Linked DNA regions of Homo sapiens: all the other regions are linked to region 3. The links are chromatin loops, found by intact Hi-C in ENCODE. Cell type or tissue: CD4-positive, alpha-beta T cell. All regions are shown on one strand.

Evidence for each region. Hi-C counts contacts between places; a loop is a spot of excess contacts. Peaks named below come from ENCODE experiments on the same cell type or tissue, not always from the same donor. Only the 100,000 strongest peaks of a DNase experiment are listed, where the experiment ranks them.
Region 1: a loop joins it to region 3, with 10 times the contacts of the local background. A loop is called at or near these places in 64 of 110 quality-filtered maps.
Region 2: it touches region 3 in a loop (4-fold over the local background); 7 of 110 quality-filtered maps call a loop at or near these places.
Region 4: it touches region 3 in a loop (7-fold over the local background); 14 of 110 quality-filtered maps call a loop at or near these places.

Annotation. Positions count from the first base shown.
Region 1 is chr1:6,400,738-6,408,737 of GRCh38, forward strand. No RefSeq gene overlaps it. Among named protein-coding and RNA genes, the nearest start is that of ACOT7, 11 kb to the left of the region's middle. In CD4-positive, alpha-beta T cell, CTCF peaks have their summits at 4,112 (motif pointing left) and 4,314; DNase peaks (open chromatin) are centred at 1,154 and 4,094; H3K27me3 peaks cover 295 bases.
Region 2 is chr1:6,471,021-6,479,020 of GRCh38, forward strand. PLEKHG5 (pleckstrin homology and RhoGEF domain containing G5) reads right to left here. Exons shown (of 21, transcript NM_020631.6): 2 at 6,509-6,638; 3 at 4,911-5,016; 4 at 4,442-4,502; 5 at 4,027-4,118; 6 at 3,431-3,567; 7 at 2,993-3,144; 8 at 2,231-2,434; 9 at 1,966-2,154; 10 at 1,507-1,602; 11 at 738-788; 12 at 468-617; 13 at 1-80. The coding sequence starts at 6,551. Among named protein-coding and RNA genes, the nearest start is that of TNFRSF25, 8.8 kb to the left of the region's middle. RefSeq lists enhancers at 3,344-3,865, 3,866-4,386, 5,743-6,942. In CD4-positive, alpha-beta T cell, CTCF peaks have their summits at 4,673 (motif pointing left) and 4,876; DNase peaks (open chromatin) are centred at 567, 1,557 and 4,641.
Region 3 is chr1:6,344,403-6,352,402 of GRCh38, forward strand. ACOT7 (acyl-CoA thioesterase 7) reads right to left here. Exons shown (of 9, transcript NM_007274.4): 2 at 5,347-5,464. Among named protein-coding and RNA genes, the nearest start is that of ACOT7, 45 kb to the right of the region's middle. In CD4-positive, alpha-beta T cell, a CTCF peak has its summit at 3,718 (motif pointing right); DNase peaks (open chromatin) are centred at 3,729 and 4,389; H3K4me3 peaks cover 1,102 bases; H3K27ac peaks cover 1,588 bases.
Region 4 is chr1:6,433,687-6,441,686 of GRCh38, forward strand. ESPN (espin) reads left to right here. Exons shown (of 13, transcript NM_031475.3): 3 at 6,568-6,754; 4 at 6,940-7,122; 5 at 7,248-7,379. Among named protein-coding and RNA genes, the nearest start is that of MIR4252, 7.8 kb to the left of the region's middle. RefSeq lists enhancers at 5,991-6,504, 7,733-8,000 and a silencer at 6,743-6,852. In CD4-positive, alpha-beta T cell, CTCF peaks have their summits at 4,538 (motif pointing left), 7,096, 7,296 and 7,509; DNase peaks (open chromatin) are centred at 4,515 and 6,765; H3K27me3 peaks cover 857 bases.

The sequences.
Region 1 (8,000 bases), 56 kb after region 3:
TCCCAGCTACTCGGGAGGCTGAGGCAGGAGAATGGCATGAACCTGGGAGGCGGAGCTTGCAGTGAGCCGAGATCCCGCCATTGCACTCCAGCCTGGGCAACAGAGCGAGACTCCGTCTCAGAAAAAAAAAAAAAAAAAAAGACCGATCTGGCCAACAAGATGAAACCCCTTCTCGGCCGGGCGCGGTGGCTCATGCCTGTGAGCTTGCAGTGAGCCAAGATCATGCCACTGTACTCCAGCCTGGGCGACTGAGTGAGACTCCGTCTCAAAAAAAAAAAAAAACCCTTCTCTACTCGGGAGACTGAGGCAGGAGAATCGCTTGAACCCAGGAGGCAGAGGTTGCAGTGAGCCAAGATCACGCCTTTGCACTCCAGCCCAGTTGACAATGCAAGACTCCGTCTCAAAAACAACAACAACAAAAAAAAAAAAAAACAAAAGAAAAAAACCAACGAATACCTATAGTATCATGCCACACACGCAATGATCTAAAACTCTGTTAGGAGAACATAAGTAGGTGGTAAAGCTATAAAGAACAAGGAAATTATTATCACAAAACTCAGGATAGCGGGTACCTCTCAACGGAAGCGAGAGGATTGCGCTGGGGGATCACCTGGGGGTCGGGAGTGTTCATGTTTTCTTGACCTGGGGAATAGTGTACATGCTTACAATAAATGTTTTACATTGTGCATATGTTTTATGCATTTTTATGTTTATGTTCCAATTTTTTTAAATTAATGGGAATATCTGGGATGTGAGGTTGTGGACAATTTTCTTTCTTTAAATTTTTTTTTTTTTTTTGAAACAGAGTCTCACTCTGTTGCCCAGGCTGTCGCTGGCACAATCTCAGCTCACTGCAAACCTCCGCCTCCTGGGTTCAAGGGATTCTCCTGCCTCAGCCTCCCGAGTAGCTGGAACTACAGGCATGTGCCACCACACCCGGCTAATTTTTTGTATTTTTAGTAAAGACAGCATTTCACCGTGTGAGCCAGGATGGTCTCCATCTCCTGACCTTGTGTTCCGCCTGCCTTGACCTCCCAAAGTGCTGGGATTACATGCGTAAGCCACCAAGGCCGGCCTCTTTCTTTATATTTTTAAGGAAGTAGTGAGCCTGCCTCGTGGTTAAGGGTGTGGACCATCCAGTCAAAATTCTGTATCATAGCTTTACTTCCTACCCAGGCAGGTCACCTACCCACTCACTGGGCAGGTTGCTTCATCAGTAATGTGATCATAGTGCTGTGAGAACTGAACAAGTAAGGGAAGACATGCAATTAAGCATTCTAAAATATTAACTATTAGTGTATTTGACTCCATTAAACATAATAAATGTCAGTTTTTGAACTGAAGATTTATATAACTCAGAGCTCTAAAATAGAAGAGGACCAGGCTCAGTGGCTGACTCCTGGAATCCCAGCACTTTGGGAGGCCAAGGCAGGAGGATCACTTGAGGCCAGGGGTTCAAGACCAGCCTGGGCAACATACAGAGACCCCACCTCCACAAAAAATTAAAAAATTAGCCGAGTGTGCAGTGACTCACGCCTGTAATCCCAGTACTTTGGGAGGCTGAGGCAGGTGGATCACGAGGTCAGGAGATTGAGACCATCCTGGCTAACACAGTGAAACCCCGCCTCTACTAAAAATACAAAAAAAAAAAAAAAATTAGCCGGGCGTGGTGGCGGGCACCTGTAGTCCTAGCTACTCGGGAGGCTGAGGCTAGAGAATGGCATGAACCAGGGAGGCAGAGCTTGCAGTGAGCCGAGATCACACCATTGCACTCCAGCCTGGGCGACAGAGCGAGACTCCGTCTGAAAAAAAAGAAAAAAAATTAGCCGGTTGTGGTGGCACACACCTGCAGTCCCAGCTACTCTGGAGGCTGAGGTGGGAGGATTGATTGAACCCAGGAAGCAGAAATTGCAGTGAGCCAAGATCACACCAATGCACTCCAGCCTGGGTAACAGAGCGAGACTCCGTCTCAAAAAAAAAAAAAAAAGAAAAAAAGAAAGGTGTGTGGAACAGGGCCTGGCATAGAGGAAGGGCTGTGTACAGCTTTGTGAATCAGCTTGAGAAGCCAAGCAGCCCTGGGGTCCTGGGGGCTGCAGGAATGGATGCGTTTGACCAGATGGGAGGGATTCAGATCACCTTGGCCCAAGGAGAAGACCCTAACTGGTTCAAGCTGGGATTCACACAAGAGGAGGACACTGCAGGATTCTCCAGGGTCTGCCATCACAGCCTCCCAGGAATCATACAGGATGCAGCCGGAGAGCCGCTCTGTTCACACAGCCACTGTGTTTCTTTCATGTTAATGAATTTAGCTCTTGTGTTTATCCTCTGCAGAGATGATAGACACTTCATGATTATTCCTCTTGTCCATGGAATTGAATAGACAAGACCCTAAGTCTGTTGCCAGCAGGAAATGTGAGTAAATGCTGAAGCATACACATAGTCTTCTGTTCCCAAAGGGCCGACACATCTAAAAGACAAACAGAAGAGGCTACTTAGAGGGGCACGATGGCTCTCCTCTGTAATCCCAGCACTTGGGGAGGCTGAGGCAGGTGGATCACTTGAGCCTAGGAGTTCCAGACCAGCCTGGGCAACATGGCAAAACCCCGTCTCAAAAAAAAAAAAAAATTAGCCGGGCATGGTGGTGTGCACCTGTGGTACCAGCTACATGGGAGGCTGAGGCGGGAGGATCTCCTGAGCCTGGGGAGATCATCTGGACATCAGAGTAAGACCATCTCAAAAAAAAAAAAAAAAAAGGAACAGCCTCTCCTCCTAACTGAACCTTTTTTTTTTTTGAGACGGAATTTTGCTCTTGTGGCCTAGGCTGGAGTGCAATGGTGCCATCTCAGCTCACCACAGACTCCGCCTCTCGGGTTCAAGAGATTCTCCTGCCTCAGCCTCCCAAGCAGCTGGGATTACAGGCATGCCATGTGCCACCATGCCTGGCTAATTTTCTATTTTTAGTAGAGACAGGGTTTCTCCATGTTGGTCAGGCTGGTCTCGAACTCCTGACCTCAGGTGATCCACCCACCTCGGCCTCCCAAAGTGCTGGGATTACAGGGGTGAGCCACCGCACCCGGCCTTTTTTTTTTTTTCTTTGAGACAATGTCTTGCTCTGTCCCCCAGGCTGGAGTACAGTGGCATGATCACAGCTCACTGCAGCCTCAACCTCCTGGACTAAAGAGGTTCTCCCACCTGAGCCTCCTGAGTAGCTGGGACTACAGGTGTGCACCACCAACCATGGCCAGCTAATTCTTTTGATTTTTATAGAGACGGGGTCTCAGTATGTTTCCCAGGCTGGTCTCGAAGTCCTGGACTCAAGTGATCCTCCTGCCTTGGCCTCCCGAAGTGCTGGGATTACAGGCATGAGTCACTGTGCCTGGCCTAACCTGATCTTTAAAGTCAAGTGCTCTGACCCCAGAATGAACCACTCCAAAGAGACCTAAAACTCATAAACGACCCATTTGAAAGCGGGACCCATAATCCAAGAGGGAAGGTCAAAAATAAATGGGTCATTTCCCGGAGAAGAAAAACACCTCTATGTTTGGAGTAGACATACATTCATTTCCCAAAAGCAGCATTTGGAGATCATCTCTTTAAGTAGGTCAAACTTTATAACTAGAATTATAGCCGTGCCCCGGTGCCTGCAAATTAACGGGGTTAGTGGGAGGAGATCTAAGTGACATGACCTGGCCGGGCGCGGTGGCTCACGCCTGTAATCACAGCACTTTGGGAGGCCGAGGCGGGCGGATCACGAGGTCAGGAGATCGAGACCATCTTGGCTAACACGGTGAAACCCCGTCTCTACTAATAATACAAAAAAATTAGCCGGGCGTGGTGGCAGGCCCCTGTAGTCCCAGCTACTGGGGAGGCTGAGGCAGGAGAATGGCGTGAACCCGGGAGGCGGAGCTTGCAGTGAGCCGAGATCGCGCCACTGCACTCCAGCCTGGGCGACAGAGCGAGACTCCGTCTCAAATAAATAAATAAATAAATAAATAAATAAATAAATAAATAAATAAATAAAAGTGACATGACCTGTGAAATTCTCCGCGTTGCTTCCCGTAAGCCGCAAGGCGCTCCGTCTCTCGGTCTGTGGCCCTCTGGCTCCACCTAGGGGCCGAGCAAATTCCCAAGCGCTGGGTCCCGCGCCCCACCCGGGATCCCACCTGGGCGTCATCTCTTGGGGCGGTCTTGCTACAAATCACAATAAACGTTCCCCCACTCAAATTTTTAACAAGAACTCCGTGATTATGACAAAAGACACACAGTCAAGGGTAATTCTATTTTTCCTCATGATAATAAAAAGCTGAGGTATAATTGTATGTTTCTCAAGGGCCTTAAAGAAAAACGATGTTGGTTTTATGCATCAAGTAATTGCTGTGTGAAGAGCTAAAGGGCCCTCATGTGCAGGAGATAATCAGCGGGAGCTCTGCACCAGTGTGACTGTGGCCAACACACTGGAGGCGACTGCTCCCAGCCCGCAGCCCCACCCAGCAGAGGCCGGAGCCCAAGACGGTGCCCGAGTCGCTTCCTCACCGTTGGTGAGCAGGCTCCCAGAGAAAGAACTGCCTTCCAACCAAACGCCCACCAGATGAGGGAGATTTGGGCGAAACGGCCACACATTCATCTTGACACCTAGGATCACTCAGAGAGCAGAACTACCTTCTGTCCTCAGCAGGACAATAACTCAAGTTAGATTCAGCATCAGCGGGAATGACCTGGAGGGGCTTCCTAACTGGTGATGAGGCGGCTAACTAGTTGAGTAAAAATGTTATAAACCAAAGGGTCCGGAGTCTTACAGTCCAAACCCACCTCCATGCACCTCCTAGCTGTGTGGCCTTAGGTAAGTTCCTTGGCCCCTCTGCACTTCAGTTTTCTCATCTGAAAATGGGGCAATAATAGTATCTACCTTGTCAAGTTTGTATAAAGATTAGGTGAGTTACCAGGCACACATCAGAGCAGGGCCTGGTGCAGAGGGAGAGCCTGGTAGATAGCACCATTATACCTAATTCATAGTGAGCATTCTCAAGGGCCAAACAGGCATTTATTGAGCATCTTATATATACCAGGCCCTGTGCTGGGCGCTAGTATCTTACCTATGATACCACATGGTACAGAAACCATCTGGGTATTCATAAAGGGCAGTTGCAGAAAAAATGCACAAATCGTAATTGTACGGCTTAATGCATGATCATAAAGGAATGCACCCATTAACCCGTCCCCAGATCAAGGAAGACATCACCAGCACCCCAGAAGTGCTTCTCTTGCTTTCTGCCAAATATGGGGACCTCTTCTCCCTAAAGGGAATAACCATCCACAACATCAGTGCTGTAGTGGGTAGCAGGAATTTGTGCATGCTTGTTGCTGTATAATGTTGCATTGCATGAATAATGAATATAAGGATCTTTGCATTTCTTTTTTTTTTTTTTTTTTTTTTTTGAGATGGAGTCTCACTATGTCGCCCAGGCTGGAATGCAGTGGCGCAATCTCAGCTCACTGCAAGCTCCGCCTCCTGAGTTCACGTCATTCTTCTGCCTTAGCCTCCTGAGGAGCTGGGACTACAGGCACCCGCCATCATGCCCAGCTAATTTTTTGTACTTTTTGTAGAGATGGGGTTTCACCATGTTAGCTAGGATGGTCTCGATCTCCTGACCTCGTGATCCACCCTCAGCCTCCCAAAGTGCTGGGCTTACAGGCATGAGCCACTGCACCTGGCCTGCACTTCTTTCTTTTCTTTTTTGGAGACAGAGTCTCACTCAGTGGCCCAGGCTGGAGTGCAGTGGCACAATCTTGGCTCACTGCAACCTCCACCTCCCAGGTTCAAATGATTCTCCTGCCTCAGCCTCCCGAGTAGCTGGGATTACAGGCACCCGCAATCATGCCTGGCTAATTTTTGTATTTTTTGTATTTTGTTGTTGAACATGGGGTTTCACCATGTTGGCCAGGGTGGTCTCGAACCCCTGACCTCAAGTGATCTGCTTGCCTCAACCTCCCAAAGTGCTGGGTTACAGGCATGAGCCACCATACCCTGCCAAATTATGATTCATTTAATGTCTGTGGCATCTATAGTGACTCCCCTCTTTCATCCCCAATATTAATAACTTGCAACATTTCTTTTTTCTTTAGTAGTCAAGCTTAGTTTATCAATTTTATTGATGATTTAAATAAATCAGCTTTTGGTTTCAAGTATTTCATCTATTTTCTGTTTTCTAGATTTCTGTTCTTTTTATTTCCTTCCTTTGACACATTTTGGATTTAATTGGCTCATCTTTTTCTAGCTTCTTAAGCTGGAAGTTTAGATAATTGCTTTTTTTATTTTCATTTTTTTGAGACAGAGTCTCACTCTGTCACCCAGGCTGGAGTGCAGTGGGGCAATCTCAGCTCACCGCAACCTCTGCTTCCTGGGTTCAAGTGATTCTCCTGCCTCAGCCTCCTGAGTAACTTGGATTACAGGGGTTTCGTCATGTTGTCCAAGTTGGTCTCGAACTCCTGACCTCAAGTGATCTGCCCACCTTGCCCTCCCAAAGTGCTGGGGTTACAGACATGAGCCACCATGCCTGGCCAGATAATTGCTTTTCTTTTCTTTTGTTTTGTTTTATTTGTTTGTTTGTTTGTTTTGAGACAGTCTCGCTCTGTCACCCAGGCTGGAGTGCATTGGTGCAATCACCTGGCCAATAATCGCTTTTAGATGTTACTTTTCTCTTTTCTTTTTTCTTTTTTTTTTTTTGAGACGGAGTTTCGCTCTTGTTGCCCAGGCTGGAGTGCAATGACACGATCTTGGCTCACCACAACGTCTGCCTCCTGGGTTCAAGTAAGTCTCCTGCCTCAGCCTCCCAAGTAGCTGGGATTAGAGGCATGTGCCACCACGCCTGGCTAATTTCGTATTTTTAGTAGAGACGGGTTTCTCCATGTTGGTCAGGCTGGTCTGGAATTCCCAACCTCAGGTGATCCGCCCGCCTTGGCCTCCCAAAGTGCTAGGATTACAGGCGTGAGCCAATGCACCCTAGGTGTTACTTTTCTAGCATAATCCTTTAAAACTCTGAATGTACCCGCAGGCCAGCATGGTGGCTCACGCCTGTAATCCTAGCATTTTGGGAGGCCGAGACGGGCGGATTGCCTGAGCTCAGGAGTTCGAGACCAGCCTGGGCAACATGGTGAAACCCTGTCTCTACTAAAATGCAAAAAATTAGCTGGGCGTAGCGGCATGCACCTGTAGTCCCAGCTACTCTGGAGGCTGAGGCAGGACAATCACTTGAACCTGGGAGGCGGAAGTTGCAGTGAGCCGAGATCGTGCCACTGCACTCCAGCCTGGGTAACAGAGTGAGACTCTATCTCCAAAAAAAAAAAAAAACTCTAAATGTACCCACAAGCATTGTTTTAGCTATATCTCATAAATCTTGCTATGTTGTTGTATTTTCATTTCCATTTAGTTCTTAACATTCTCGAGTTTACCTTGTGATTTCATCTTTGACTCATTAGTTATTTATAAGTCATTGTTAATTTCGGGCCAGGCAGGGTGGCTCATGCCTGTAATCCCAGCACTCTGGGAGGCTGAGGAGGGCAGATTGCTTGAGGTCATGAGTTCGAGACCAGCCAGACCAACATGGCGAAACCCCCATCTCTACTAAAAATACAAAATTAGCCGAGTGTGGTGGTGCACACCTGTAATCCCAGACACTCTGGAGGCTGAGGCAGGAGAATCGCTTGAACCCAGGAGGCAGAAGTTGCAGTGAGCCAAGATGGTGCCATTGCACTCCATCCTGGGCAACAAGAGCGAAACTTTGTCTCAAAAAAAAAAAAAAATTGTTTAATTTCCAAGAATCTGAGGAGTTTCTGGCTCTCTCTCCCTTTTTTCTCTCTTTCTTTTCTTTCTTTTTTTTTTTTTTTTTTTTTGATGGAGTTTTGTTCTTGTTGCCCAGCTTGGAGTGCAGTGGTGCGATCTCGGCTCACTGCAACCTCCACCTCCTGGGTTAAAGCAATTCTTTTGCCTCAGCCTCCAGAGT
Region 2 (8,000 bases), 130 kb after region 3:
CGCAGCAGGCCGCGCATGTACTCCATGCAGCCCTCCTCCTCCATGCAGTAGCGGATGTAGGGCTTGAAGAGCGAGCCGAACTGGCCCGGGGCAGAACAACCACGGCGCCGGTTACCGCGCGCTCCCTGCGGGCCGGCCCGCGCCAGGCGCTGCGCAAGCGCTTCCTTACTGCACTTGGGCGACCACCCCAAGGGGGCAGCAAGCTTATGATCCCTGTTTCCTGATGAGGAAACTGAGCCTCAGCCAAAGTGACCACCCGTGGCCAGGGATCAGGGGTAGATGGTCAGGTGGAGGCTCAAACCCGGGCGACCGCCTCGTAATTCCTCACCCTTGGCCACAAGGGGTCAAGTGCGGTTACGGGCCTGGGGGAGGTTGGGGATGCTGGGCAGACCGGATCGGGCCGTGGAGGCTTTTCGGCGCCCCAGCCCTGCCTCAGTGCCCCCGCCTGCGCCCGGCCCCGCCCGTACCATCTTGAAGCCTTTGAGGAAGTCCCCGGGCTGTAGCAGCGCTCGCGTGCGCCGCGCCTTCTCCAGCACCGGCGCCATCACGCTAGCCCACAGCCTGCGGTGCAGCTGCGCGATCTCCGGGATGTTGCTGAACAGGCGCTCCGCCTCCACCTGGGCGCGGCGGGAGGTGCGGTTGGCCACGCCCCTCCGCCAGGTTAGCCCCGCCCCAGGTCCAGGTCCCGCCCTCCTTCCTGGTACCTCACCCGCCGCCGCCCCCGAATCCCAGCGCACCTCACACAGCAGCCCTGACTCTTGCAGGTTCAGGAGGCAGCACAGGAACAGCTGTGGGATCAGGGGATGGTGTGACTGGGGTCGGGAGGCTGTCTCAGCCCTAGGGCCCCACCCAGCCTCAGGCTCCCCTGCCACTCCTTCCCCTTCCCCGTTCCAGGAGGCCCCACAGCAGCCACGGATAAGAAGGCTGTACCCTTTGGCCTTCGCACCTGGGTAGTCCAGACCCTGAGGAAAGACCCAGTCCTCATAGCCCTCCCGAGGTCACACTGCCCTGGTCCCTCCTGGAGGGAAGCTCGGGGGAGACTGGCTTTGAAGCCATGCCTGGAATTCCCTTCTCCACCTCTGCCCTGGCTTAGCCTCCAGATTTCACCTCTGAGGGTGCTTCCTCCCTCCAGGAAGCTCCAAGCCCAGGGTAGGTGCTCCCCTCCCTGAGCCGAAATCCCTACACTGCCAGCTCACTCTGTCCCGTCCAGGGCGTGGCCTGCTGGGCACCCAGCACACAGCAAGTGTTGGGAAACAGCCACTGAACGAAAGTGAAAGAATGAGGCCTCACCTGTGCTAATTCAGCTGAACCTGACAAACCTGCCCGAAGCCCCCTCCCAGGTTCCTCTAGGAGGCACCTCCTCCCTGGGCGCAGCCCTTGTCTGACTTTCCTGCCCCCACCTCATTGCCAGGCACCTGCTCCTTCTGCAAAGGCTCAGACTCAGCTGAGGGCTGTCAGAAAGAGGGGGGCAGGGTGGCCACGGGGACCAGCGCAGCCCCTACTCACGTTGATGATCACCCGCAGTTTCCTGATGTAGGAGGCCTCCGTGTGCAGCAGCTCCCACACCGCCTCCTGCTGGTGGCACTGCCGCCGGGTCAGCTTCTAGAGGGAGGGCAGGATGGGTCATTCACGAGGCCTGGAGCACCTTAGGGTGGCCGGGGAGGATAAGCAACCTGCATGCAACTCTCATTTTCCCAATGGGGACATGGAGGTCCCAAGAGGAGCAGGGTCACCCTTGACACCACATGAGTAATCACAGTTAAGACACCCAAGATCTGGGCCCTCCTCTGCCATTAAAACAGCCAAGCAGCACACCATTTTCATCTAGCCTCAGTGTCTCCAAAGTGGGCTAATGGTAACAGTGGCCTCTTTGGGGCGTCCCATGGAACATCTGATCACTGGGTCCTCCCGAGGGCTGTCCTCCTTTCGGGACAAGGAGGGAGCAGCACTGTGGCCCGCACTCACCTCATGCCCATCAATGAGCTCCCGCCAGCTGTCCTCCAGCCTCAGGCAGGCATTGTCCTCATCCTCGTCTTCATCGTACTCCTCCTCCCAGGAGTCATGGTCGAAGCGCAGCCCCCGGGGCAGCCTGGGCAGCCCGAAGAGGCTGTAGGTGTGCAGCTTGCCCTCCAGCTGCTCCATCTTGTCTACCTCCTGGAAAGATACCCTGGTCAGGGTCAGGGGTCATGGCCAGCCAGCTGCCTGACCCTGGGCAGATGGGGCCACATACCCGGCCAAAGGCGCTGGTGCTGGGGCCGGAGCTGAAAAAGCCGCTGAAGCGACTGGCCGCCCGGTTCTTCCAGCTGTCGCCAGTGTTGGTGCTGCCACTGCTGCCGCTGGGCAGAGAGCAGCTGGAGGGCGTGGGGGGCTCCTGCCCGGGGATGCTCGCCTCCCCCAGGAACTCCGACATGTTCTTGCGGCGGCGGCCAGGGGCCTGGTCAGGGAAGGGTGGTCAGGGCCGGGACCCCCTGCCAGCCCCCATGGCCCCACCCCAGGGCGGGTTTCCAGGGCCTCAGGCCAGCCTGGGATGGAGGAGGGTCTCTGCATCTCTACCCTGGGGTGTCCCCTCTCCTGGGACCCAGACATATCTGGAGACTGGAAGGTCCAGACACAGATACGCCCAGACTATCATCCCCCAGTCCCCCAGCTTCAAGCATGAAGCACAGAGTTACACACTCAGATGCACTCTGGAACACAGCTCTGGGTGGTCTGTAGCCCCAGGTACAAGTGCTCTCACACACACATGCACACACAGGTTCCCTGACCCCTGGCACTAGAAGAGTCTCAGATACAAGCCCTCACCTTGGGCTATGGCTAGATCCAGAGAGAGAGGGTCCCCTACTCTCCCAGCCAACCCCATTTTCCAGAAGGGACAATTAAAACCCCAAGATGGGGCAGTGAGAGACCCAGGGTGACTGCCTCTGAGGAGGGGCTGTGGGCCCAGCCTGGGCCCCTTCCCACCCCCTCCCCTGACACACCCCCTCCTCCTCACCAAGATGTCCAGGCTCTCCCGGCGGCTCTGGGCGTCCACACGCTCCAGGGCGGGGGGCCCGGTCCCAGCTGGCCGCAGAATCGGCAAACTCAGGGACTTGGAGTCCTTCATGCCCTGCTCCACCTTGCCCTCATCTCCAGGCTTGGCTGGGGCTGCATGTGGGGGCCACGAGAGATCCTCAGTACCCTGGTCTGGTGGAGGAGGGGGTCCCCGGTCCTCTCTCCCCGGAGGATCCACACCAAGGCCTGCCTGCCCTCCCCCGACAGCCCCGCCCTGCCAGCACCCTCCCCTCCCCCAGCAGCATCCAGCAGAGACACCTGTATGGTAATGAGGCTGCTCAGGCCCACGACCAATGGGAACCTGAGCCTGGGAAGGGCGCCCATCTCCAGGAGGCTCCGCCAGTCCCAGCGGCCCCATTTGGCCCAGGCTGCTTCTCACCTTTGACACGAAGGTAGTGTCCCCCGAACCTGTAGGCCTCGAAGGTGAGGGACAGGGGTGTGTTGGACTGGTCCAGGTAGATGTCCACTTTGCCCAGCGCAATGCCCTTCCTTTCAAATACAGGCAGCAGCACCTCCCTGCCCCCAGGACAGGAGGCATGTGTGTTAGAACCAGGCGGCCAGTCGCTTCAGCTTGGGCCCCGCCCCCACGAGCCCCCGCCCCACCCACAGCCCCAGCTGCCCCCACCTTCCCAACGGAAAAGGGAAGCCCGCATGGGATCACACGCAGGTCCACAGACACCTGCCCGCAGAGGTGCTCACACAGGCGCATCTGCATACCACGGCAGACCTGTCACACGCCTGCCCACACGCAGGCCTGGCTCCTGCATACATGATTAAAATGCACAAGTACACAGACCCCACCGCACTCCCTCACACTGGCGTGCACACCAGCACGGGTCTGCCCACGCAGGGATGCGCTCGCTCACGGGCCACCACACAGACACACACGTCACACCTGCAGAGACCCGGAGCCTGCAACATGGGGCCACCCCTACTCCCAGTCCCACTTCCACCCTGAGCCCCATCAAGCCCTACCCCAGTGACTTCTTCTTCATGGCTGGGACGATCTCTGTCTCAATGTCCACATTCAGGTCAAATTTCAGAGTGAAGCATTCCTTGCTTGGGTCCTGGGAGGATGGTGGGGGTGGGGGCTGTGAGCTTCTCCTCACCGCCCTCATTCCCGCCCTCCTCCCCACCCTCCTTCCCACCCTCCTTCCCAACCCTCCTCCCCACCCTCCTTCCCACCCTCCTTCCCAACCCTCCTCCCCACCCTCCCCACCCTCCGGTCTCGGATGGGAACCCCAGCAAGAAAGGGAACCCCAGCGATCTCCCAGACCTCTGCACCCTGGGATGCAGACCTCCCCACCCCCATCCCGGAGGAAGGCCCAGGCTCGGGGAAGGGCGCAGGCTGTAGGGAACCCGCATCTGCCGGCTCTGGGGGGCTCCTCACATCCGTGTGTCTCCTCCTTGCTTTCTTCTTGGAGAGTTTCAGGCCTGTGCTCTTCCGGTCCCTGCAGGGAAGCGAGGAGGGCAGAGGCTGGAGGTGTGGGTGGCCCTCGCCAGCGTGGGCGGCGAGTGGGCCTGTGGCCTCCCCGCCCTTGGCTCACCCCAGGTGACAGGTAACCCGCGTGGATTCAACCCGGCCAGGCCCGCATAGGGCTGTGCGCCCTCTGGTGGCCAACACGGGAGTCACATCGAACGGTACCTGGTCTGGTGTGGGCTAGGATCCCAAGCACCCTGGAGGCTGGCCCAGGCTGGGTGGCCTCTTCCCGGAGTCAGGACAGCCACAGGCGTGGGAAGAGGTCTGCCCATCAGCCTTACTTGAGGAAGGCGCCAGAGCATCTGGTCCTGAATGTCTGATCTGAGACCCAGCCGTGGGGCCCTCCAGGTATCTCTCTGCCCACTCATCCCTCACCTACCCTTTGCCATCCACAGAGCTCTCCTCCTCCTCCTCCTCCAAGTCCACTGCGGGGCTGGTGCGCGGCGGGCATGACCGGGTGGACACGTTCCGGGCCAGCACAGAGCCTTGGGAGAAAGCAGGAGAGGGTTGTGCCTCCCCCGCCCCTCCTTAGCCTGCAGCATGGCTGCCTCCAGAGGGACCACAGCCTGTTACCCTGGAACCCCCAGATTAAAGGTAGCAAGGGCCCTTCAGTTCTGTGAGGAGAGGGGCTCAGTCATTGTTTTTTGTTTTTGTTTTGAGATAGGGTCTCACTCTGTCACCCAGGCTGGAGTGCAGTGGCATGATCTCGGCTCACTGCAACCTCCACCTCCTGGGTTCAAGCAATTCTCATGCTTCAGCCTCTTGAGTAGCTGGGATTGCAGGCGTGTGCCACCACACCCGGCTCATTTTTTTGTATTTTTAGTAATGACAGGGTTTCAACATGTTGGCCAGGCTGTTCTCAAACTCCTGACCTGAAGTGATCCACCCACCTCAGCCTCCCAAAGGGCTGGGATTACAGGTGTGAGCCACCTTGCCTGGCCTTAGTCATTGCTGTCTATCCCCACAGACCCAAAAGGACACAAAGGCCCTGGGATGACACCCATGGTGAAGCTCCACCCCAAAAACAAACTCACCTGTGGCCTCAGTTTACCCTTCTATAAAATAAGGATAAGGAAGCCTTGCCTCTGAGGTTATTACAGGAAGGGACCAAAGTCCATGGCTCTTTCTTCCAGGCCTCCCCTCCCCCATGCTGTGACCACACCTGAATTCCCAAGGGGCCCTGGCAGTGGGAGAGAGTCTTTTGTTTGTTTATTGTTTTTTAAGACAGGGTCTTGCTCTGTCGCTCAGGCTGGAGTGCAGTGGCACGATCAGGGCTCACTGGAGCCTCCATTGTCGGGGTTCAAGCGATCCTTCCACCTCAGCCTCCGAGCAGCTGGGACCACAAGTGTGTGCCACCACACCTGGCTAATTTTTGTATTTTTTGTATTCCAGACATGAGCCACCGTGCCCAACCAGAAGAATCCTTTTGTTCCTCTGATCAGCTGGGAAAGGACTCGGGGGTTGGCATTTCTCACCAGGCCTGGGTGCCTGCGAGCCACTCCTCCATAGGCAGTTGATGGTGGGCCTGAGCTGGGTCCCTGCTCAGCAAGAGGAATTTCTTATTTCCTGCTCCAAGTGCCTCCTGACCTGGCCACCCCCACTCCACACTGCCTCTGCTAGGCCCACAGCCTGGCTTGCAGGACTTGTCCAGAAGTCCCCTGCCCTGAGGATAGGCAGAACTAGAAAGAAAGGGGCCTTCTCTGTGTGGGCCACAGGCCAGGGGCAAAAGCAGCTGGGGGAGGTGAGAACCAGTGAGAGCACAGCACCAGATAGAGAAAGGCCTGCCTCTGGAAGGGGCACGCTCATGGACTTTCTCTCTTGCTAAAAAACATTTGGAACAAAAGGAACCGTAACATACTCGGGTTTCATTATTTACAGTCGACTTGTCCTTATGACGCCCTAGCACGTTTCCGACAGTTACTGAAACACTGACACAGGAGCTCTGGGGGCCGAGCTGCGGCTCCCGCCTGTGCTCACCTTGTGGGGGAAGGTCGAAGCGGACATGCCCATCATAATGCATGGTGCTGTGGAACTTGCTGTCACAGGCCTCGCAGAGGTTGAGGGGCCCCCGGCGGTGCAGCTGCTGGCAGTCGGCGTGGTGACATACCTGGGGTGGGGACAGAAGCCTTCAGGAGGTCCACGAGATCCACCACATCCCTCGACCCCGGCCCAGCGCTGCAGGGACTTAGAATGAACTGCCCTCCATCTCTCGATCCAGGGTGAGGAGACGCCCCCCAGCAGTCCCCCCTCTCCCACATCATCAAGTTTCCCCTCTGCTGGATCATTTCCCCCACTGCCACACCAACACGTGGTTATTTCTCCATCTTTTTCTTTTTTTTCTTTTTCTGAGACAGAGTCTCATTCTGTCACCCAGACTGGAGTGCAATGGCTTGATCTCGGCTCACTGCAACCTCCGCCTCCTGGTTTCACGCAATTCTCCTGCCTCAGCCTCCCCAGTAGCTGGGATTACAGGCGCACACCACCATGCCCAGCTAATTTTTTTTTTGTATTTTTAGTAGAGACAGGGTTTCACTGTGTTGGCCAGACTGGTCTCGAATTCCTGACCTCGTGAACAGCCCGCCTGGGCCTCCCAAAGTGCTGGGATTACAGGCGTGAGCCACCGCGCCCGGCTTCTCCATCTTTTTTTTTCTTTCTTTCTTTGAGACAGGGAGTGCAGTGGCACAATCATGGCTCACTGCAGCCTTGACCTCCCAGACTCACGTGATCCTCGAGCCTCAGCCTCCCGAGTAGCTTGGACTAGAAGCACACACCACCATAGGCGAGTGTTTGTATTTTTTGTAGAGACGGGGTTTCACCATGTTGCCCAGGCTGGTCTCAAACTCCTGGCCTCAAGTGATCCGCCCACCTTGGTCTCCCAAAATGCTGGCATTACAGGCATGAGCTGCCACGCCCAGCCTTATTTCTCCATTTTACAGAGGCCTCACCTCACCCTCCAGCTACGGCTGACTTTCTTTCTTTCCCTTCACAGCTAAACTCTGTAAACAGGTATCAGTATTCACGACTTCCTAGTTCTCTCCTCCCACTCTCTTTATTTTTCCCAAGTTTTGTTTTAAAATATTTCTTTTCTTTTTATTTTTTTAAATTTTTCTGAGAAGGGGTCTCGCTCTGTTGCCCAGGCTGGAGTGCAATGGCACGATCTCAGCTCACTGCATCCTCCGCCTCCCGGGTTCAAGTGATTCTCCTGCCTCAGCCTCCCAAGTAGCTGAGATTACAGGCACAATCCACCACGCCCGACTAATTTTTGTATTTTTAGTAGAGACGGAGTTTCACCATGTTGGCCAGGTTGGTATTGAACTCCTGGTCTCAGGTGATCCGCCTGCCTCGGCCTCCCAAAGTGCTGGGATTACAGGCGTGAGCCACCGCGCCCAGACTTGTTTTAAAATATTTCAAACCTACCAAAAATTATAAGAATAGCACATGACATCCACATGCCCTCTGGACTCCCCAA
Region 3 (8,000 bases):
CTGTCCTTCATAGGGCAGAAGGCCACTGATGACCCTTGAGCTTGGTTCTCTCCCAGCTTAACATACTAAAGAAAAAAGTAGGGCCGGGCGCAGTGGCTCACGCCTGTAATCCCAGCACTTTAGGAGGCCGAGGCAGGTGGATCACAAGGTCAGGAGTTCGAGGCCAGCGTGGCCAACAGAGTGAAACCCTGTCTCTACTAAAAATACAAAAACTAGCCGGGTGTGGTGGCACATGCCTGTAGTCACAGCTACTCGGGAGGCTGAGGCAGGAGAATCACTTGAACCCAGGAGGCAGAGGTTGCAGTGAGCTGAGACCGCACCATTGCACCCCAGCCTGGGCGACAGAGCAAGACTCTGTCTCAAAAAAAAAAAAAAAAAAAAAAAAAAAGAAAAGAAGAAGAAAAGTAATGTCTCCCAGGCATCCACACAGGAGTCTTGCCACGGTCCCATTTCACTATCAGGAGACCCTGTGGGAGGATTTTGTTTTACTATCTGGCAGCCTGGGAGGCTGCAGAGGTGGCTCTGTGTGTCTGATGGGTACAGATGGCAGGAGCCGGGACCCAGGACGGCTCTGATTTGCTGGTGGGCGGCTGCTTCCCAGGAGCGGGCAGGGCTCTGGACCAGGCCCAGGGAGTCCCTGAAGGCCAGTGTGATCCAAAACTTCAATACATGGACTGACAAGTATTTGCGTTCCATGGGAAGATCTCCCAGCAGCCAGTGCCTCGGATGAGCCCCACACCTCCTGCTTCCAGGACTGCAGGAGCAGGAAAAGCCCCACCCTGCCCTGGGACAGAGACACGAGCTCCTGATCAGCACCTGCCCGGAAGTGCCCTCTGCCACGCTCTCAAAAGCAACTGGTATCACACGGCCCGTGAGGCACAGGCATCCCAGCAAACCACAGGCACTGGGTTCCTCATGGCCACAGGGCTTCCAGCCAGGACAGCAGCTGCAGAGGCAGAGCCTAAAAGAACAGCTCTGGGCCCTGGGTTCAAATCCTAGCTCTACTGCTTACTAGCTCTGTGACCTTGTGCAGCGACACAACCTCTCCACGTCTCAGTCTCTGTAAACACAGATAATAAATGGTCCCAACAGGCTGCTGCAGAGATTCGAGGGGATAACGAATGGGAAGAACTCGGTGCTTAGGAAACGCCCAGGAGAGGCAGGGATAGCTGTCTCTCTCTGACATGCGGGGATAAGGCAATTGACAAACGTCAAGTGCGTGGACCATGCCCGGCATCCAGTGAGGGCCCAGAGAGGGTGCGGTCTCATCACCATGCCCAGCCCCGGCCGTCTTCTGGCTGACGGCAGCTCTGAGGATGCAGCTGTCTGGAAAGCCACCTAACTGTTCTAGGCCTCAGTTTCCCCACTTGTAAAACAGGGTTAAGAACAGTGCCTGTCTCAGCAGGTGGCTGGGAAGACTACACAGGGAGAGGAAGGGTGAGCCCCAGCGTGGCCGCGGGCTCATCGTAAGCGCTTACTCGGTGGACGCTCTCCATGACGGTTGACGGTGCCAGGCCCGAGCTCCCAGCATTCATCAGATGATGCCTAAGCACGCTCTATGCTCAGTCTGGAGAAACCAAGGGCAGAAGTCCTGCCTGCCCTCGTGGGGCTACCACTCTGTACAAGCACAGCAGGTCAGGAGTGGAGCAGCAGCTGGAAGCAGAGAGGGAGCCAGGCCATCAGGGGCATGGCCGGACGCTGTGTTTTGTTTTTGTAGAAACAGGGTCTCACTCTGTCATCCAGGCTGGAGAGCAGTGATGTGATCTCAACTCACTGCAGCCTCAACCTTCCTGGGCTCAGGTGATCCTGCTGCCTCAGCCTCCCAAGAAGCTGAGACTACAGGCACAGGCCACCACACCTGGCTAATTTTTGTAGTTTTTGTAGAGACAAAGTTTCATCATGTTGCCCAGGCTGGCCTCAAACTCCTGAGCTCAAGTGACCTGTCCATCTTAGCTTCCCAAAGTGCTGGGATTCCAACATTTTTATGTAGAGCCTAGAAGAGGAGAGGGCAGGGCCCTGTGGATATCTGGGGAAAGCCAGTGCAAAGGCCCAAGGCAGGAATGCACCCAGCAAGTCCGAGAAGAAGCAGAAAAGCCAATGTGGCCAGAGGGAGAGTTGAGAAAGAGATGTAGGAGGTGAGGTCCCCGAGCCGCGCTAGGCAGAGACAGGGACTCGTGCGGACGTGCCTTTGGCTTTGGGCGAAACAGGAGATCTGGAGGGCTCTGAGCAGGCAGCACTGTGCCCTGACTCCACATCTCCCTGGCTACTGCTGGAGAACAAACCAGGCAGCAGGGACCAGCAGGGTGACCTGCCAGGAGGCTGCTGCAGTGATCAGGTGATCGGGTGATCGGAAGAGCAGCACCATTGGACCCAAAGTGGGGGTGGGCCTGGGGGTTGTGCTCAGATCTGGACTTCCTGGAAGGTAGAGCAGTGGGATCTGCTCCCAGAGCCTCATGAGTTTGGGAGGGAGAGAGGCTGACAGAGGCTCCAGGCTTTGAGCCTGAGCACCGGGGTGCTGCAGAGACCATTTACTGAGGGGAGGGAGGCTGGGAGAAGCAAGCCTGGGGCAAGGACAGGAGTGTCGTTTTTTTGCACATCAAGGCCAAGCAGGCCAAGTAGGCATCCAGATGGGCTGGCCAAGAGGCCCCAGCCAGAGACAGAACCTTGGGACTTCCAGCCACAGACTGGAAGGCACCACCAGGGGAGTGTGGATGCGGGGGTCCCCTGCCCCACCTAGGGCCCCAGCAAAGCCCTTCTAGGCACTGGGACTGTTCTCACCCCCACGCCCTGGGGCTGCCTGGAACTCAGAGACCCCCTCCTAAGCCTAGAATTTCTGGATCACCATCCTGGGGACCAGCCTCCCAGAGGCTTCTCCAAGCCAATGTGTCAAAACTGTCCCTCCAGCAGCCCCAGATCCGGAGAAGGAGCAAGGAGGGGCAAGTGTTCAAAGCACAGGTTCGAGGTATAGTCACAGCCCAGACCTACCATCTGCCTCCCCAGGTGGCCTCAAGCAAGTGTTCAATCTCTCTGTACCTCAGTTTCCTTATCTATGCAACTGGGATAATAAAAATAACAACAGCAGCTGGGCGCAGTGGCTCACGCCTGTAATCCCAGCACTTTGTGAGGCCGACGTGGGCAGATCACTTGAAGTCAGGAGTTCGAGATCAGCCTGGCCAACACGGTGAAACCCCATCTCTACTAAAAATACAAAAAAATTAGCCAGGTGTGGTTGTACACACCTGTAATCCCAGCTGCTCGGGAAGCTGAGGCAGGAGAATCGCTTGAACCTGGGAGGCAGACATTGCAGTGAGCCGGGATCGCACCATTGTACTCTAGCCTGGGTGACAGAGTGAGACTCTGTCTCAGAAAAAAAAAAACAAGACAAGAACAGCTGCCTCTCCGGGGTGTTGTGAGGATTCCATGAGCTAAACTTTAGCTCCTGAAGCATTCTGGAGCTTTGCAGAATGTCAAGTGCTGACCAAATGGCAGCAAAATAATTCCACGATTCTGAGTGACAGCATCACCCTCTGGCCTCCCAAGCCCCTCCTTCATCTTTCCTCCCCATCTTGGGGACTTTTCCTTCCCTGTGTCCATGCTCTCCTGCCAGGGACCCTCACTGTCTCTCTCTGGAAGGGTGCAACAGGAACTTGGGACTTGGCCCTCACCCCTGCCCCAGGCTCTCAGGCTCAGGCCCACCCTCCCCACAGCCACCAGAGGGTGCTCTCTGAACGTGACTGAGCTGCACCGGAGCCTCGGGTCCAAAGAATCAATCTACCCCCAGCCCAGCCAGCGAGCCCCTCCTAAACCAGGCACTGCCAGCAAACCCACTCCTGAACCTGTACCACACGACATCCCCCACATCCACGTCCAACCATCCGCACTTACTGTGGCTTGGTTCATTCTACATATGCACACACACATGCATACGCAGATACACACACACACACACGCACACACACACAGCTTCCACTCCTCCACTGAAACACACCCTACCCACTGTTCCAGGCTGAATGCATGTGCCATGCTCTGCATGGCTGTCCCCACCTCCCAAAATCCCTGTGTTGAAATCCTAACCCCCAAGGGAATGGTAGTAGAAGGCAGGGTCTTTGGGAGGTGATGAGAGAATGGGGACAGAGCCCTCACAAATGGGATTAGTGTCCTTATAAAAGGGCCTGAGAGAGCCACTCCTACCAAGCGAGGACACACAGGAAGTGATGTGACATCTATGAACCAGGAAACAAATGGGCCCTCAACAGACACGAAATCTGCCGGCGCCCTGATCCTGGACTTCCAGCCTCCAGGACTGTGAGAAATGCATTTCCATTGTTCACAAGCCAGCAGGCTGTGGTCTTAGTTCCGGCAGCCCAGGCTGACAGAGCCAGCAGCCACTTCCTGCATCTCAACAGTGTGGCTCAGAGCTCACAGTGCCTCCGCTGGTCCCTGGTCTCTGACGTGGCTTCCACTTGGCCTCTTGATAGAGTGGCATTATGCCCGTGCCCATGGTGGGGACCTGCACCTCACACTCCCACTCTCCAAGCTGGGGCTGAGTCTTCCTCTTCTCTGCCTCCCTGGAGGCCACAGAAGGTGTGCTGACCGAGCCCCATAGTGCAGAGGCTGCAGCTGCGGCACCAAGGCAGACGCCCTGTCCTCAGCACCCAAGGGCTGGCTTCCCCCCAACAGCCGCCCTTCAGAGAAAATGTCCCCTCCCCAGGGCTGGGGATGGCTGAATGTCCTACAGCAGCCCTGAGGTTGACACTAGACACCGTGCCCCTTGTCCCCAGCTTTAGGGTCACAGGGCCCTCCCGAGCTACACAATTTTGGGGCAGGTGGAGAGCTGCTCCCATTGTGGGCACAGTGGTACCAGGCCTGTGAGCTTCAAAGCCAGGAAGTGGCCAAGTCACAGAGAGCCACGGCACTTGCTATGGTGCCATGGCCACCAGGGTTGGTCAGGGCAGAGGTGGGACCTCTCCTACATCTGCTGTCTGGCCTCTTATGTCTCAGCTGTTGGCCATCACAATAAACTCCACCCCACGGAGGCGGGGCATGCTTCTGATCAGGGCCAGGTTGGCGGGGGACTCGGCATGGCGGGGAGTGGTGGAGGGAGGGCCTGTCAGCTTGCTTGACGCTTCATCTCTGGTGGGTTCCTACACCTCCTGGCTGAGGCCAAAACCAAGCATAGCTCTGAGGGTCCGGTGCAGAAATACTTGGGCCACTTCTCCCACAGTTCCCAAGGCCCAGTGCACAAGGGGAGGGAAGGCTGCAGGCCTGGCTCCCCGGGGAACTCCTGTCCTGAACTCACACTGGTGCGGCCTCCAGGGCCCAGAGGTATGGGGCCCAGACCCTTACCCCGTTCTGGCTGTTGCAATGCCGGGTGCTGATGATGGCGCCTGCCTCCTCGATCATCTTCAGGATGGTCCCCCCGTGGACATTGCCGGCCACGTTGGCATCATCTGGCCGCATGATCCTAGGGCAGAGGAGAAGCAGGATGAGGCCTCTGGAGAGGATGCCATTTGTGCAACAGTGACAATCCAAGGAGGGGAGAAGGTCCCCAAAGGGCTCAATGGCTCCCGGAGGAAAGAGAACCTTCCCAATGTTTGGGCTCTTCCTAGGTGGTGTGTTCGTCAGGGTGGGGTGCCACCTGCTAGGCCACGGAAGGGGCCCTGAGATGCTGTTTCCATGAGAGAGAAGGAGGGCAGAGGGGCACTTTCTCCCCCTGAAGCCACATGTCCCTGGACTGCCCTGGCAGGGAAGGGCTGATGGTGAAGACCTTTAAGCAAAGCCACAGGGCAGGGAGGTGGTGATCAGCCCTTGGGGTTCCCAGTGACCAACACACAGACTGTGACCCTAGGAGCAAATTCCCGGGACCACCACCACCCCCGTCAGGAGTCCCAGAGAAGCCAGGTAGCCACGGCTGTTCTGAGAACTAAACATGAGTCGCAGCTTCAAGACCCCAGGCCCTGTCAGCAGGTGAGCGCCTGCCCACTGCGCGCTAAGCTCCTCTGTGGGTCCCGGGGGCAGTGTGGAATCAGGCCCTGGATTGAAGGCAAGGAGCCTCCCAGGTCAGAAGGAATGGAAACGCCACCTCACTTCCCCAAAGAGGAACAACTTCATCCTTGCCGTGAGCAGCCGGTAGTGTGGGAGCTCCACGAAATCTCTGGAATCCCAACAAGCCAGCTTGGCAGTCCTGCCAGGGCAAGTTGCCTGGCACCTTCCCAGACAGCACCCAGCTGATGAAAGCCGCCTTCACAGGCCGAGGCCTGGAGACGAGTGACAGGCAGCGGGCACAGGTCCAGGGTCCAGCATCCACCTGCAGCTTGTGTAGCCTGCCCAGCCTTGCTGGACAGTGTGGGGGCCCCAGGAGCAGCGTCTCCCCAGGTCTGCATCTCCTCTCTGCTTCTCTAGCAGCTCCAAGGCTGAGCAAGTCACTCTCCAAGAGCGTTCCTGGCTCTGGCTCTTACTTGCTAGGTAACCTGGGCAAGCTGTCAGAACCCTCAATCCTCCATGTGCTCATCTGTACAATGGGTAGAATGACAACACTGCCTCGCCTAACTGGGAGATCACGCAGATCGCACACTCACTCCACAACAGCGCTGGCAGACACATGGTACACAGTAGATAGTCCACACGTTAACTAGGAGAATTTTTCCCTTTTTGGTAAGTATTTAGCCAACTTGGTTGGAAGCTCCAAGAAACCCACCATCTGGCCACAGGATGCCACTTCTAGAGCAAATGACCACAGATGTCCCCCAGCAACCCATAGCTGCCCATCCCCAGTGTCACCCCTCCACCCTGGGTGAGAGTCTATTATGCAAACCAGGGCCCACTTAGGCCAACTGGCTTCTGGCTCTGAGGTCAGGCAGGGCCCAAGGTTCCGTGGGAGGCTCAGGGACAGTTGCCTGTGGAGCGGCCGGCACGGCGTGACACAGTGGCCGGGGGATCCCCAGAGCACACAAGAAACCTCATTTGGCTTCTCAAGTGTTCATTTTAAAATACCTTTGTTTTTAAAAATTGAACTTACTCTATGAAAGGTTTTTGGGCTTTTTTTGTCTGAGTTATGAGGTAGCCAATTATAAGTCACAAAATGATTCTATCAGCCTCTTCCCTTTGTTTTCCACTTAGTAGGAAGGGCCTTCCCCGCACCAGCTGCAGCGGGCAGAGGGTCACTTTCCACACAGGCCTGTCCTGGGGGCACTAGCCAAGGCTGTGGGTGGGTGCGGAGAGCAGGGCCCAGCTCCTGGTTCTAGAGCAGTGAGGAAACATCAGCCCAGCATTTCCCAGGAGCAGCAGAGCCAGCCTCCAGAGCAGCCTGAATGACTGCTGCAGGCCTCACTTTGCCTGTCTGTGAAGTGGAGCCACACACAGCAGGCTGGCCCCCAGGAATGACACAAGGCCAGGGAGAGAAGACGCGGGCCAAGGGCTGCAGAGCAGCGGAGGAAGTGCTTTCATGCGGTGGGCACTGAAGACAGGACAGATATGTGGGTAGCCTTTAAGACAGAAGACCAGGGACAGTGCCTGAGGCCCCGAGGAAGAGCCTGGAGCCACCTGGCAACAAAGTGAGGACTCGGCACTTGGCGCTGTGCCATCAGGAGTACATGCCAGGAACTGCAGACCGCACGCCAGCTGGCTACCACGGGCCTGGCCGCCTTTCTTCGGCACCTTGGGTCCTGCACCAAGGACCATCCTAACTCCCCAACTGACCACCCAGGAAGCCAGCCCCTGCCCTCAAGGTCAGACACAACCCTCTCCCCTACAGGACCTGACTCCTGCCTGGGGACTGTGCTGTCACCTCCAATGCACAAGGCTCAAAGCCCAACTCACTTACCCCTTCTCCCTTTCCCCAAATCAGACACCTTCCCTCCAAGCCAGGGCAGCCAGTGAGTCCCAGCCTCAGCTGGGATTCCTTCCCATCCTGCATACCACCACCAGCTGCTCCACACCTGGCCCCTCCCTCTTCCCCTCCCCACCTCCCTCATTCCTTCCAAACAGCTCAGGAACCGCTG
Region 4 (8,000 bases), 89 kb after region 3:
AGAGGCCATCCCTCCTCCGGGCTGTGGTCCCATCCAACAGGCCAGCGCCCCTGCCTTCACAGAGGCTGATCCCTCTGCAGGGATCAGAGATACCCGCCTGCACCCTGCCTTCCTCCAAGTCTTTGCCCAGACCTCACCTCAGCAAGGCCAACCCTGAGCCTTGCTGAAATTGTCAACCGCACCCATGATGCCCACTCACTCTCCCACTGGCCTTGTTCCCTGCTGCCCTTTTTCTTTGAGACTTGAGTCTCGCTCTATCGCCCAGGCTGGAGTGCAGTGGCACGGCTCACTGCAACCTCCACCTCCCAGGTTCAGGTGATTCTCCTGCCTTAGCCTACCGAGTAGCTGGGATTATAGGTGCATATGGCACCACACCCGGCTAATTTTTGTATTATTAGTAGAAATGGGGTTTCACCATGTTGGCCAGGCTGGTCTCCAACTCCTGAACTCAGGTGATCCGCCCGCCTCGGCCTCCCAAAGTGCTGGGATTACAGGCATGAGCCACTGCACCTGGCCTCCCAGCTGCCCTATGGTTGCCTGGCTTTGCGTTCTGTGTGCATCCTGCGTGACAACCAAAAGCTAACCCCTAGGAGAAACCCCTGAGACACATTCCATCTCTTCACTCCCTGCATGCCCGAATTTCCAGCCAGGCCCTTCATCACACAGACAGATGTGTGTTTTCATCCCATCTGTCCCTGACTAATGAGGCCAGGGGCTTTGTCTTCCCGGCTCTGTATGCCCAGAGCCTGACTCCAGTAAACGTCTGCTGAATGAGTGGGGTATGGAATCCCAGGGACTTGTCCACTCTGCCTATAGCTCATTGCATGTGACCCTAGACAAAACTCCCCTCTGAGCATTCCCAAGCCTGTCTGGCAAGTGGACCTAACCTGCCCTACCAGCCTGAGGCCATGAGTGAAGAGAGATCCCCTACTCCTGGCCTGGATGTCCCTTCTCATATTTATTCATTCAACAAAAAGCAACTGGGTGCACCCAACTGCCCGGCCCGTCATCACGTCAGCCATACATTCTTCTATCCATGTGTGTATGGGTCTGAGGAATAGGAGAACAAGATAATTCAGGAGTGACAAGTGCTGTGTAGTGAAATGAGCAGTTTGGTAGGAAGCGATGGGGATGGTTCTTGAAATTGAGGGGTCAGGGAAGCCAGGTGTCTTTGAGGAGAGGAGAGCTGAGACCCTAATGAAAAGAGGGTGGGCCTCGCAGCCCTGCCTTGATGGAACTGGCAGTGATGCGGGGAGGTGTAGAGGCCTCAGGTGGGGTCAAATGTGGCCTAATTAGGGGCCAGGAGGAAGACCTGGGAGGCTGGGAGAGTTGCAGGCAACTGTAGGCTTCTGGAACTATTCCATGCTAGCTGACGGCCTGGGGTGTAGAACCTTTCTCAAATCAGGGCTGCATTTCTTCCCTGGGCCAGGCCTACTCGGGAATCTTTTAACATAGGCCGGGAAGTTTGACTGGAGGACACCGAGAGCCATAGAGCCACCATAGGCTCGGTGAATTTCAATTCAAAGCAGTCACAGGCCGCAGCTGGACTGATCCTCGGATGGAGAGCCTCTTCCTGGCCTCCCTCTGGGGAGGCATGACTGGCAGTGGGGAGGGCTGCGGGAATCATTCTTCAGCCCGGGTCTGGCCCCATGGGCAGCTCACTCCCTGCGGCGGCGCTGGCAGTCAGCTGGCACCAGTCTCCGCCGGAGATTCCCACAGCCCACACGGGCGACCCATGTTTCTTTTGTGTAATCAGAGGTGACTTGATGAATAGTTACAGTTCATCCATAGCATCTTTGTTCCCAGGAGAAAGAAAACAAATCATGATTTATATGATCATCGCCAGGGCGCCTCTGACCTACAAAGAGGGTTTGGGTCAAAGCCGGGGCAAAGGGCAAGGGCTTGGTCTGGGAGCACTTTTCTGCAGCTGTCACTGTGGTCGGGGCTAGAGCTGGCAGGGGTCTGGGAGTCAGAGGTCTCCCCAAAGACCCATCCTCTCCCCTCTAGGTAGTGTTCCCCACAACAGAAATGGTGCCCAGCCTGGCCCATACTTGGCAGGACCTGGACACTCCAGGCCAGCCATAGACCCTCCTGGTGGCTGGTCCTCCCAGGTACAGGGAAGGATCCTAAAGTTCAGCAATGGCTGTGCACCAGGCACCAGGCCTGTGCTCAGGGCTCTGCCAGCACTTCTCAGGCACTCCGCATGAGGTCAGGATGACAACTGTTGTCCCCATTTCATGGATGGGTTTGGGAAGACAAAGAGACAAGAAGCAAGACTGTGGCACAGCTCAAAGGCACGGGACTTGAGCCAGGTCCTCCTTATAGCGAAGCCGGGGCCCTCCCTGCAGGTCCTCCTGCCGGGGCTGTGCCCCAGCAGCTGGCAAAGAGTGTTCCTGAGTTCCCAGCAGTGAGGTCTGCGGGAGAAGGGCAGTGGTCTGTGCGGTGGGAGGGAGGGAGGCAGAGGGACAGACCAACCAAGAGCAGAAGGGGTGTAGACGTGGCACATTTGGAGTCAGAAGCAGGCTCTGCATGAGACGCAGCCTCAAATTGGGGCTCTGCCTCTTTCTCACAGAGTGATCTTAGCTCTCTGTGCCTCAGTTTCCTCATCTGTACCAGGAGAACAATGCTAACACCTGTCCTGTGGGGTTACAAGGACCAGCTGAGAGAACGTGTGTGTTGTACTCATCACAGTGCTTGAGACAGAGTAATCATTCAGTAAATGGTGGCTGCTATCACTATTATTATTTACTATTATTACTTTTATTAATTCCTCTCTCCAGTGATGGGAATTTTTTCTTATTTATTTATTTATTTATTTATTTATTTATTTATTTTAGAGGCAGGATCTTGCTCTGACACCCGGGCTGGAGTACAGTGGTATGATCATAGTTCCCTGCAGCCTCAACTTCCTGGACTCAAGTGATCCTACCTCCTCAGCCTCCTGAGCGGCTGGGACTACAGGTGTGCACCAACACACCTGGCTCATTTTTGTATTGTTTGTAGAGAATGGCGGTCTCTCTATGTTGCCCAGGCTGGTCTCGAACTCCTAGGCTCAGGCAGTCCTCCTGCTTTGGCCTCCGAAGGTGCTTGGATTCCAGGTGTGTGATGAGAATTTCATTTTGGTCCTTATGCTCATCCATATCTTTGTAATACTCCCCAGTGACTGTGAGAGTGCCCATTGTTCTTCTTGTCCTCAGGCCAAGGTGGAGGGGGATGTTGAGCCGGGATCCCCTCCCCCGCAGCCCAACAGCATATCTGCCCCATGTTCTGGGGTATTCCAAGGGGATGTTGAGCCAGGATCCCCTCCCCCTCAGCCCATCAGCATATCTGTCCCATGTTCTGGGGTATTCCAAGCTGGAGGCTCTGACTCCATAATGGGGCGTGTGAGTGCAGATGGTGGAATACTAACGAGAATGGTGATGAGCTCCAGCACTTACTGAGGGCTCATTCCGTGCCAGGAACTTGGGCTGGGAATGCCAGCCAGCGGCCCTGCAGGAGGCTGTGGGTACCACTGCCCCCTGCTGCTCAGATCCTGCTTGGTGCCAGCTTCTCAGACCTTCTCCGGCTGGCTGGGCACCCCTGGGTCATGGATCTCTGCCAAGTGGGGGGTGCTGGGAGAGCAGAGCTCACCGCAGGTCTGGCCCCCCCACCAGCTGTGCAGACCGCCGTGGGCCTCTACAGATAGAACCCAGTGGGCCCCCACCAGCCCCTGATCCCCAAGACCCCGGCACTCACTGTGCCTTGGTTACGGGGTGAATAATTTAGGCCGCTGAGTGTCAGTCATGAAATATTCAACAGCCTGTTCCTGACGCAGCAGCATGTGAGTGTGCGTGGGGGTGACGCTGGCGCTGGGGTGTGGAGGCTGGCAGCCACGAGCCAGCATGTTTCTGAAGATAGATACGTAGCTGTGTCTTCTGTCTCCCTCATCTATGTCGACGGGACCCCCTCTGGATCACCAGGCATGGTGCCTGCTCCCCGCACCATCGTGAAGTGCCGGGCTCAGCATCAGCCCCAGCAAATGGCAGCCCTGTGTCTAGGGAGTGGGGAGGGAGGAGAAATCAGTGAGTGGAGGTCCATGGGGGCTGCAGACAGCCTTGGGGTCTCAGGAGTCAGGGAAGTAGACAGAGAACCAGGGCTTTAGGGACAGGGAGATGCCAGCTGGGAGGGTCTCAGGATGTGTGTGAGAGGGAGGGAGAGGGCACACGTGACAGGGGTCAGAAGAGGGGCTAAGTCGTGTTGGGAACAAGAGGGTGGGTGGGCAAAGGGGGGTAGCCTGGTGCCCATTGATGGGCAGGCAACAAGCGGATGGGCAGTTGGATGGGTGAGCGAGGGATGAATGCGGGGTGGAGCATGTGGTTGATCTAGGGGGTGAAACACTGGGGGAGGTAGATGGGCAGGATGTGAAGTCCTGTGAAGAATTGGCCTCCTAAGCACAAAAGGTGAATTGGAACCCAATAGGTCGCGGCCCCCAACCTGGAGCTTCTCCTGGGTCTGGGGATAGATTGTGGCTCCACCTAGTGTCCTTCGGTGGTAACTGCACCCTGGCTGTTCACCTGGACACACCAGGCCAGCCATAGACCCTCCTGGTGGCTGGTCCTCCCAGGCACAAGGAAGGATCCTAAAGTTCAGCAATGGCTGTGCGCCAGGCACCAGGCCTGTGCTCAGGGCTCTGCAAGCACTTCTCAGGCACTCTGCACAAGGTCAGGATGACAACTGTTGTCCCCATTTCATGGATGGGTTTGGGAAGACAAAGAGACAAGAAGCAAGACTGTGGCACAGCTCAAAGGCCCCCCTCTGGGCTGGGAGAGCAAGGATAAGGGACAGTGACAGCCGAAAGCTAGGCCCTAGGAGAAGCCCCTGAGACACATTCCAGCTCTTCAGTCCCTGCATGCCCATATTGCCGGCCAGGCCCTGCATGCACAGACAGATGGGTGTTCAAATGCCACTTACCAGCTGTGTGACCGAGGAGAGAGCTGAGTCTGTGCCTCTGTTGTGGGACTATGGGTGATGGCACAGAGTCCCAGCCCCACCTGTGAGCCTCCTCAGCTGCAGCTGCACCATTGACTGAATTCTGATTCTGGCAGGTCCCCTGCTAGGTGCCTTACCGGTGTAATCTCAGTTGATGGTCATAGTAATAGTTGATGGCCGGGTGCGGTGGCTCACACCTGTAATCCCAGCACTTTGGGAAGCTGAAACAGGCGGATCACTTGAGCTCAGGAGTCCGAGACTAGCCTGGCCAAGATGGCAAAACTGGGTTTCTACTAAAAATACAAAAATTAGCCAGGCGTGGTGGCACATGCCTGTAGTCCCAGCTGCTTGGGAGGCTGAGGCAGGAGAATGGCTTGAACCCAGGAGGCAGAGGTTGCAGTGAGCTGAGATTGCGCCATTGCATTCCAGCCTGGATGACAGAGCAAGACTCCGTCTCAAAAATAAAAATAAAAAAGAAGAACCTGCTTGCTAGTGCCGTAGCCCAGAGCTAGCACAGCAGAAGCATTCAGTACATAGTGGACATCCTGAGGGCTGCCAGATTAACAAAAACAGCAACAACCAAACCCAGGACGTTTGACTAGCTTTGAATCTCAGATAAACAAGCTGTACTTTAGTATAAGTATGTCCCATGCAATATTTGGGATATAGAATACTAAAGCATTATCCGTTTATCAGAAATTCAGATTGAATTGTGTGAACTGCCTTTTGTCTGGCAACCCTTACCACCCTGCCCTCTGGGAACTCAGTCTTCTGGGGGAGGCAAAGGTCAAAATCAGTTATGGTCAACCAAGCATGACAGGTCATGCTCAAGTGGCCCTGGGCAGTGTGGGGCGGAGGCCAGCAAGGGGGAAATAAATCAGGGTGGCCCTCATGGAGGAGGGATGGGTACTGAGTCTTCAAGAGGGAGGAGAAGGACATTCCAGATGGAGGGGGCACACAATGAAAGGGATAGAGGTCAGACACAGCAGGTGTGGGGATTCATGGTGACAGTGGGTGAGAGGGGAGAAGAGGCCAGCTCACCACATCTTTGTAGACCTCGGTTAAAAAGTGGGACTGAGCCTGGGTGCGGTGGCTCTGTAATCCCAGCACTTTGGGAGGCTGAGATGGGCGGATCACGAGGTCAGGAGTTCGAGACCAGCCTGGTCAACATGGTGAAACCCTGTCCCTACTAAAAATACAAAAAATTAGCGGGGCGTGGTGGCACATGCCTGTAATCCCAGCTACTCAGGAGGCTGAGGCAGAAGAATCGCTTGAACCCGGGAGGCAGAGGTTGCAGTGAGCCAAGATCGAGCCACTGCACTCCAGCCTGGGCGACAGAGCTAGACTTCTTCTCAAAAAAAAAAGTAGGACTGAGGGCAGGGCAGTGCTGGGTGGGACGCCCTCAGGGACCTCTGAGGGAGGGTGGCTCAGGACTCAGTCCAGGGGGAGCCCCCCGGGCAGCAGCGGGCCGGTGACAGGGCCCTTTCCCACCCACTCTCCCTGCCGTCCAGGGCTCCCCGGGACGGGATGGGGGCGGGTAAGAAGGCCTCGGAGGGGGTGAGGCGCTGAAAGCCCACGGTGGGCGCTGTGTCTCCGCAGGGGAGTGAATGCCCAAACCAAGAACGGTGCCACGCCCCTGTACCTGGCGTGCCAGGAGGGCCACCTGGAGGTGACCCAGTACCTGGTGCAGGAATGCGGCGCAGACCCGCACGCGCGCGCCCACGACGGCATGACCCCGCTGCACGCCGCGGCGCAGATGGGCCACAGCCCAGTCATCGTGTGGTTGGTGAGCTCCGGGCCCGGGCGGGGAGCAGGGGAGGCGGGGCGGAGCCGGCAGGGCGGGGAGTGGAGGGAGCGGGGCCATCAGGGGTGGGGCGGGGGGGCGGGGGCGGGCCACGGAGGTACAGGGGGCGGGCCTACAGGGGCCTGGCGCCCAGCCCCCGCCCCCCTCTCCCCGCCCGTCCCGCCCAGGTGAGCTGCACCGACGTGAGCCTGTCCGAGCAGGACAAAGACGGCGCCACCGCCATGCACTTCGCGGCGAGCCGCGGCCACACCAAGGTGCTCAGCTGGCTGCTGCTGCACGGCGGGGAGATCTCGGCTGACCTGTGGGGCGGGACCCCGCTGCACGACGCCGCCGAGAACGGGGAGCTAGAGGTCAGCGCGGGCCCGGGGTGGGGGCGCGCGCCCTCTGCTGGCACCGCGCTTTCAGCACGGCCCTGCCCGGGCGCGGGGGTCCCAGCTCGCGGCCGCGGCCGGGTCCTCACTGCGTGCCCCCGCAGTGCTGCCAGATCCTGGTAGTGAACGGCGCGGAGCTGGACGTCCGCGACCGCGACGGGTACACGGCCGCCGACCTGTCGGACTTCAACGGCCACAGCCACTGCACCCGCTACCTGCGCACGGTGGAGAACCTGGTACGATCCCTGAGCTGCTCCTGTCGCATTCTTTCTTCTCGCCCCTCCACCCCAGTGGTGGGTGTCGTCACCCCTTTTACCAAGGAGGAAGCTGAGGTTCAGGGACGTGAAGCCCGCTACCCCACACGACCTCTCAGCCCAGAACCACTGCCTACTGGGGACTGAGGGAGTAGAGGCACAAAGGTCAACGGAAAGAGGACAGGGAAGACCAGAGTCACCCCAAGGGGTAAGGCTGGAGAAATCACAAGACAGGACCCACTGGGAATAGGCAGGCTCATTCACCTACCCATAGACATTAGCTTGGGTATAACTCACAGCCACCCTCTGCAGAAAAGAGTGTTTAAGTGTCCCGTTCCACATATGGATAAAGTGAGTCTGCGGGGCACCAAGATGGCATCACCAGTAACTGTTAGAGTGGAGAACCTACCTTGATGGCCTGGCCAGGAGGCACCTCTCAGCCCCTGCACCATACATTTGCTGACTTCATGGCTGGGTCATAACTGGAAACCCACGCTACTCTTTTTAAATTATGTTATTATGGTGAGACAGCCATGAAGTGACCCAATGGGACTTGAACTCAGCTGTGGATGTCTCCAAGTGCAGGGCTCTGCACCATCTGGT